2 separate regions of the Homo sapiens genome follow, and region 1 is linked to region 2. Evidence: read pairs that join two places in POLR2A ChIA-PET (ENCODE). Cell type or tissue: OCI-LY7. All regions are shown on one strand.

Region 1 (4,000 bases), 67 kb before region 2:
CCTAGAAGTTTCCTACGCCCAGTTAACAATTTCCAATCAGTTAGAATTCTTATTATCAAATGATACCTGACAAAACGTATTGGACCCTGGATCTCGCTATTTACTGCATAGGATGGCATATGTTGCAGTGTCTGGAAAATCCAATGTGGGGCCATCTAGTTCAATGGTGTCTGATACCAACAGCAGATCTACCAGGGAGACTGCACATCTCTCTTTAGTTATATTTTTGACATCTAATTGTTATCATGGGTTCTAATGGGCAGTAGCTTATTCAAAAAAAAAATTACCCCAAGTATTTGCTTTCTACATTAATGAGCACATACTAGTCATTTAAATGGGTGTTTTGTTCAAGGTAATGTATTTGTGTAATTTGCAGAGTTAATTGTGTTGTTTAGAGCTAAGCCTTTCTTTTAAAACCCAGAATAAATGAGCTGTTCCAGTGTATGTGGAAAGAGAATACAGTGCCAGTGAAATGGCAAACATGGCAAAAGCAATCATTTTTATGCTTTGGAGAAGTGAACTAAAACCAATCCTCTAACTCTAGGACACAATTTTGTCTTATCAGTAAGTGAAGTGTTAGATTGGGTGAACTACAAGGTTACTTCTATTATTTCTATGAAATGCCAGCATGGGAAAATACCTGAATAATGACATATTACTTAATGTTAGAAAAGGATAGTATTATAGTTAACTAAAATGTACACACGAACAAAGCTTAAGGTGTTTGTTTTTGTTTTTCCTACTAGCAAGAGAAATGGGACAGAGGGGAAAAAGGCTATTGGGTTCATTCCATGCTTTGGCAAAAGGAAATTAGTGTAGGAGTAGCTCAGAAAATCATTCTGTACCATTCTGGAAGATTCTGCAAAGAAGGGCTTAAACAAATATGCTGGGATACAGGGAGACTGTCTATGTGGACACCGCAGATTTTAGTTTGGTTGTGGTGCCGTTGACTCTCTCCTTTTATAAGTGAACTGTATCATTTACGTGCCAAGTTCAATTTCAGGCCTCTCTTACTATGGAACTCTGCCATTTGCAACAAGGTACAACTTTTCCTGTGGCTATAGGAAGTTTTGCTCTGTGAAAATAAACATGACTCACATCCTGAATATTGCACTCCAAAAAATTAATAATCTTTTTATATTACCTTTTTTTTTTGAGACAGAGTCAGGGGGATGGGAAGTGCCTGTTGTCCAGGCTGGAGTGCAATGGCATGATCGCAGCTCACTGCAACCTCTGCCTCCCGGGTTCAAGCAATTCTCGTGCCTTAGCCTCCAGAGTAGCTAGGATTACAGACAGGTGCCACCACGTTAATTTTCTCTATTTTTAGTAGAGACGGGGTTTCGCCATGTTGCCCAGGCTGGTCTCGAACTCCTGAGCTCAGGCAATCTGCCCGCCTTGGCCTCCCAAAGTGTTAGGATTACAGGTGTGAGCCACGGCACCTGGCCTTATATCACTATTTTGAAAAGTCCTTTGAAAAATATTTAAATGACCCATCTTTGTACTTTTAATGTAGAATAATTGTGGCTTTACCTTGGACTTAACACTTGTCGGATAGTAGATGTTCCCCAGAAAATATGTTTTCAAGAAGATGCTGAAGGAAAGAAATATTTAAAAGCCGGTGTCTTATAACCACTGTTGTGATTTAGAGGCAGACACAGTTCATCTACCATGTTAGCTTTTTGTACGTATGTGACTCCTTGATTTGATTAATGACAATTTTACAAAGCATAGACTAGTCATTTTATGGACTTGTTCAAAGTAACTGAAATTACATTGATCAAATATGACACTATAATTGATGTTTCTTTATTTGGAATCTAGTTTTCACAGTTGAAATTTGGGCTTTGATGTTTTCCTGTGAATTACTCAACATAGCCCTCAACATGTTCAATTTTGTAAGAAATCATTGTCCTCCACTTCTGGAATGAATTTCCCCAGGGCTTCTGTAATGGTCTGTTTTAATGCATGATAGTTTTAAAATTTTCCAATTTGATCAATTCTTTTTAAATTTGAATGAGATTCTGCTTTTCCTCATGTACTCAGATAATGCTATTGACTCACAGTCAGTAGGGCATGCACTTTGAGTAGGTTTTGCAGTAATGGTGATGTGAATCCATCCAGATCCAGACTCTCTTGGCCACTTCTCTGTGTCACTACAGATGCTCTTAGCTAGGATATGCATGTGGTCTTTAGCTGTGGAGCACAGTGAAACCAGGAATTTCACACTAGGCCTAATCTCAGCCTGGGTCACCATGGTACCACCTTCTGACTAGCAGAATGAACTACCAGTAGACAGTTATTTTCATCCCTGAAGTATATACAGGCTTTCACTTTCTTGTTTCCTCTTGCCATTTTCTTAGGTTTGAATTATTTCATTTGCTAATATTTCCTAGCTTAGGCTGAGTTTCAAGCCAAGGACATTACTGCAAGAGTAGCAAGAAGAGAAAATCAATACCATATTGATTGCCAGTAAAAATGGCTATGAATAACTTCAGTTACCTCTTTGTAGTTTAAGGCTCATTGTTTTATCTTCACCATTTGTGGCTCTTTGAGTTTTTATAATGAAAATATTGAGATTGAGTCAAAGACCTGGAAAAAAATTTGTATCTATACAAGTTTGTAAATTCCTAAATGATGTGCTTTAAGAAAAAAGAAACCTTTGGACATGGAGCTAAAAAGAATTATTTTCTGCTTTAGCTTTTTAATAAGAAAATGATCATTTTCTTGGTCACATTTCTAATAAAGTGGTTATGTTTAGCCTGATCTAATTTAGGTATATATCTTTACCTGTCCACAATCTTTTCACTCAATTTCAGTACATCAAAAATATATTGTTTGTGTGATAATGTATTTGTTTTAGATCTGACATTTCTTTCCAACATTGAATATAAAGACAATATTTAACCTATTAACATAGAAATATTTTAAATTGTAGAGAAATCAGAGAATTAGGTCATGCTTTAAGTATTTTGGAGCTTAGGAAAATGTTTTCATTAGCTGTCAGAATGTAGGGTTGGAGAAGGTTAGGATGGAAGAATCTGCCTGGCTTGGCAGAGTTCTGGAGAAACATGATTCTGCAGATAGAGGGCAGCTCTTTGGGGTTCCCCAAATTGTGGACTTGGGGACATTGATTCTAACTCTACCTTTGGGAAGGCTGCTTCTGAAAAGAACCAGAATCTTGCTATCATTTTTAACATTGATACTTTGGTTCTTATCAACAGAAATCACCTTAGCTAATTTAAAGAAAACAAATACATTGGATGGATATGGATAGTTCCAAAATCCAGGAAATAATGAAGACCCAGACTTCAGCAAGGATAGGAACTAGACAGCTTGGCAACTAGGTGTTCATTGAAGTCCAGAATTAGGAATAAAATAGCATCAATTATTTTCCATGCTGTCCTTCCTTACTCGGAGATTAACATTCTGGGAGGGAGAGAATTGATCTAGCTAGGGTCCGAGGTCTAGGGTGGGCAAGAATCTTTGGCAACCACTATGCCTTTATGGTAAATGAGGAGGAGTCTCAAAAGCAAACTAGGAAACTATCTGTTACCGGAGGAAGGGCAGGAAAAAAAACAAAACAAAACAGATATCCCCTATAGGCAGTATTTTTTCACCCTAACATTTTAGGATTAGTGTAGTCATTGTCCCAATATCTTCTTCTCTCCATAATCTTATAGTGTTTTCACAACCTTTTCATTATAGGCTTGCCCCTTAATATTTTTTTTTTAACTCCAGTCCAGCTTTGAGAGGACTGTGCATTGAGACGCTCTTACTTTGGTCAGGCTATGCATTATGGTTTAGTTCTAGCATAGGTTCTGTATTGTTCTTGAGATTCAATTTCCTTGTTTCTGAGACTCCAGTTCTAGTGACCAGGACCTTGTCTTATTTCCTGGATCTGAAGTTGGAATGAAATACTGCTTTGCTTCTTGCTAGTCCCTCATCCCTACCAAAGGCTTGGGTGCTTTTCTGAACTTCCAATCTGTGCTTGGTGCCCTGT
Region 2 (4,000 bases):
TTAAAACCTCATTAATAGATACATCTTGAACATTTGATTACTGGTACTGAAATTTTATATGGTTAGTATTGGCTAAGAAAGACTATAAGGTATACATGTTATAGGTAAGTGATTTTCAATAAAGGTACTGTTGGTATTTGGGGCTGGGCAGTTCTTTTTTGGGGTAGAATACTGTCCCAGACATTGCAGGGCATTTAAAACTTGAGACTTGTGGTGCTTGGCATGGTGGCTCACATCTATCATCTCAGAACTTTGGGAGACCAAGGCAGGAGGGTGGCTTGAGGCCAGAAGTTCAAGACCAGCCTCTGCAACATAGTGAGAGCCTATCTCTACAGAAAATTTAAAAATTAGCCAGGTGTGATGGTGTATGCCTATAGTCCTAGTTATTCAGGAGCCTGAGGCAGAAGGATCACTTGAGCTGAGGAGTTTAAGGTTGCAGTGACCTGTGATTGTGCCACTGCATTTCTAGCCTGGGTGACAGAGTAAGACTCTGTCTCAAAAAAAAAAAAAAAAAAAGGCCATGAGATGAAAAAAAATGGGTAAACATTTGAAATAATAATTTTAAATTATATTTATTTATTTGCTTTCAAATTTAAATACGTGTGTTTATCATTTTTATCTGGATTCTGTTTTTCGTTTAGAATGAACAGTCAGGTGTGGTGGGGCATGCCTGTAGTTCCAGTTACTGGAGTGGAGTGGCTGAGTTAGGAAGACAGGAGGATAGCTTGATTCTAAGAGGTTGAGTCTAGCCTGGACAATATAGTGAGATCCTGTCTGTAAAAAAAAAAAAATGATAATAAGGAAGGTGAATTGATGTGCAAATACTCCTTAAGATGGGTTTACATCCTGATAAGCCCATCTTAAGTTGAAATATCATAAGTTGAAAATGGGCATTTTATAGACATAATGACATTGGAAACCCCAAAACACAATATCCAGAAAATGCTGGCAACACAGTACGCTGTACAATATTGGTTGTTTACTCTCATGATTGTGTGGCTGACTGAGAGCGGCAGCTCACTGCACCTGCCCAGCATAGAGAGATAGTATCATACTTCATATTGCTAGTCCAGGAAAATTCAAAGTATGATTTCTATTGAATGCATGTTGTTTTTGCATCATTATATAAAGTTGAAATATCTCAAATTGAACCATCATAGTTGAGAACTTCTGTGTTTGTAGTTTTATTTTATGTGTTGGTAGTAAGGTTTGCATTCTGCCATTGGTAGATGTATTTCTAGTTTAGGCAGTCAAACTCCTAGGAATGTTTTTGACAGGCACTGAATAAGACCAAACATAGCTAGCTAAAATATAGGGTTGTATTATATATGTATTTTTATTTTTCTGTATATTATGATGTTTTGACATCTTAAAAAACCTTTCTGGCTGGGAAGAGATTACCCCTCCAGAGGTTAGCCAATTCTTAGAATTAGCCAAAAACTCAGCTGGGAGCATGCCTATGATATGTGCTCTAACCAATCCACACTCCTTTTCTATCTGGCCCATACACCCAAGAGGCAATATTCCTCTACCTTATCTTCCCCAGGGCCAGGTACCTGGAAGCTAGAGACCCATTCTTATAGCCCAAAAGTCACTGGAATTATTCAAACTAAGTAATCCTTTACCATTTACCTTGCCCTGCATTGCCTTTCGCTGGGAAACCCCAGTAAATGCTTTGGCCTAGGCACTCCGCTTGCTCTTGTTTTTCTGCCACCTAACCAAAACCTAGTGTTTCCCCTGTGACCCTGTGTGGCATGCGATGTGACTTCCTGTTTAGAATTTGTTAAGTATAGTAACCTTTGTTTTCATGAGGGACTTTCCTTTGTGCTCTGTGGCCACATCTGTCTATCATAAAAGAGCACAGAAGAGAATATTATGTATTGTTTAATGAATAACCATACCTGAAATAAGATATTGTAACTTTTGACATAATTAAGTATGCCACAGGAGCTTCCATAACATCTCTTATTTTTGTTTTTTCTTTTCTTATTCCTACATAGCTAATAACTCCTTATTTTATTGTTTATGTTTGATAGTTGCTTTGTTGAAAATTCTGCAGGCCTTATATGTATCAAATGAATATGTAGATTTGGATGGGTTCATCATTTTCATGTTTATTGATTTTTCTGCTGTTTCTAACTGAAGCTATTATAAAACTTACCTGAAAAATGTAATAACTAAGGAATAGACTGTAAGACGGTAACGAAAAATTCCAATATATAGTGGTTTCAAGCAAATGGTTTATTTTCATTTCACACGACACAGACCAGAGGGAGAAACCCGAAGGCTGTCAGGGTACCTCTGCATCCTTAATATGTGACTTCCGTCTCTGTGCACAAGGTAATTGCTTTAGCTGTTTCCATCTCCCAGCCAGGAAGAATAAAGAAAAAAAGGGGCAGGAGCATATACATTCCTTTCTGGAAGTGAGGAGGAACATACTTAATGTCTACTGACATTCAGAACTTAAGTCACATGGCCACACTAAGCTGAAAGAGAGGCAGGCAATGTAGTCTTTAGCTGGGCAGCCATTTTCAAGCTTGGGCATTCTGTAGGGGGAGAATGGCTATTGGTGGGTAAATAGTTGTTTCTGCTGTAAACATATATGTGTAGTTTTTGAAGAACATAGTTTTTGATAATTACCACCCCAAAGCCACAAAATTGGTAAAACTATATTTTCAAGTTTAATATGGCACAATGCTTTACTGGAAATGTCTTTTAAAATTGGATTAAAACATCACTTAACCGGCACCAGTTTACTTGGATTTTTCTTTTAATGGGATTCTCACTACATGCACATTCCCTCCCTTTCAATCACACCATACATAAACACATACTTTGTGCATCATTTGTTTGTTTATGTTTATAACAAATACTGATTAAAAGTGAGGCTGTGGCTATGCTAGGTGACAAAAATGCACTTGTGTTATTGTTTAATCTTTGTTCATAATTGTGACTTCAAGTTTCAGCAACATCTCTAGTATTCAAAAAAAGATGATCCTTTTAGGATTTAGTGCTTTCTGCTGTGACCTCAAAGGTATGAAAGCCAACAAAAATAGTACTTTTAGAGGCATTTGTTATATTTTGATTCTTTGAGATCTGTAGTTAACCTAACTTCTTGTCCTGTGAAATTTTTTCCTTGTGTACTTGTGAATAAACATCATATACAAAATAGTTATGAAAAGATGATAATATGTTTGGGAAATAAAAATTCTGTCTTGGAACTCAAAACCAGAATTGTCTTTTGTTAATGTTCTTTGACATCAAGTTCTTCATTGTGAATATCATTAAATTATTTACTGCCAAGTTTACTAGAGGAAACCTAACTTTTCATTCATAATGCATTTTTGAAAATGTATATGAAGGCACATCTAAACATTGAACTAATTGACTAAAAATATGAAATATTCCGTAATTTTTAAAAATATGTATATAGGTTCAATGAGTATATGAATAGAGCTTAAAGTTGACCACTTTTGGAACTTCTGTTGAGTTCCATCCTTTTTGCCAACTGTATTGAGTTTATGACACCTATGTTACTTAGCGTTAATATGAATACTTCTTTTTTGCCCTTTATTTTCTCTCAATTTTGTACAATAAGGACAAAATTCAGAAAAGTATTATAATATTTGTATAAATAAACACTACTGTACAAAGGTGGCAACACAACTGAAGCTGAAATTTTGCCTAGAAGTTTTGCTACTGTTCATCAGCTGCTGTATGGAAGGAGGTTCAGGCCATTATGCTGGAAAATCACATGTGTCATAGTTGTTGATTGCTTCTTCTGTGTTCAGTAGCCAATGTGACCAGGGCCAGTTACTCTCACTATTAAAAAAAACCCCAAAAAACTATCATTGTTTTGTTTTCCTCACTATAAAAGTAATACATGCTAATTGAAAAAATACTGGAAATTCAGAAATCATATTGTACAGTTTTTTCATTCTTTTTAGTGTACTTATACATTAATCAAATTATCTTCATATACTTAGTGCTTCCAAAATTC

The links. ChIA-PET counts read pairs that join two places held together with the same protein. Peaks named below come from ENCODE experiments on the same cell type or tissue, not always from the same donor. Only the 100,000 strongest peaks of a DNase experiment are listed, where the experiment ranks them.
Region 1: POLR2A ChIA-PET joins it to region 2 with 6 read pairs; 4 of 35 experiments call an interaction of 5 or more read pairs at or near these places.

Annotation. Positions count from the first base shown.
Region 1 is chr5:123,481,431-123,485,430 of GRCh38, forward strand. No RefSeq gene overlaps it. Among named protein-coding and RNA genes, the nearest start is that of CSNK1G3, 29 kb to the right of the region's middle. In OCI-LY7, no CTCF peak of the experiment used is centred here; no DNase peak of the experiment used is centred here.
Region 2 is chr5:123,547,963-123,551,962 of GRCh38, forward strand. The region is part of intron 2 of CSNK1G3 (casein kinase 1 gamma 3); the gene reads left to right. Among named protein-coding and RNA genes, the nearest start is that of CSNK1G3, 38 kb to the left of the region's middle. RefSeq lists an enhancer at 1,760-1,899. In OCI-LY7, no CTCF peak of the experiment used is centred here; a DNase peak (open chromatin) is centred at 1,749; H3K4me3 peaks cover 1,162 bases; H3K27ac peaks cover 1,539 bases.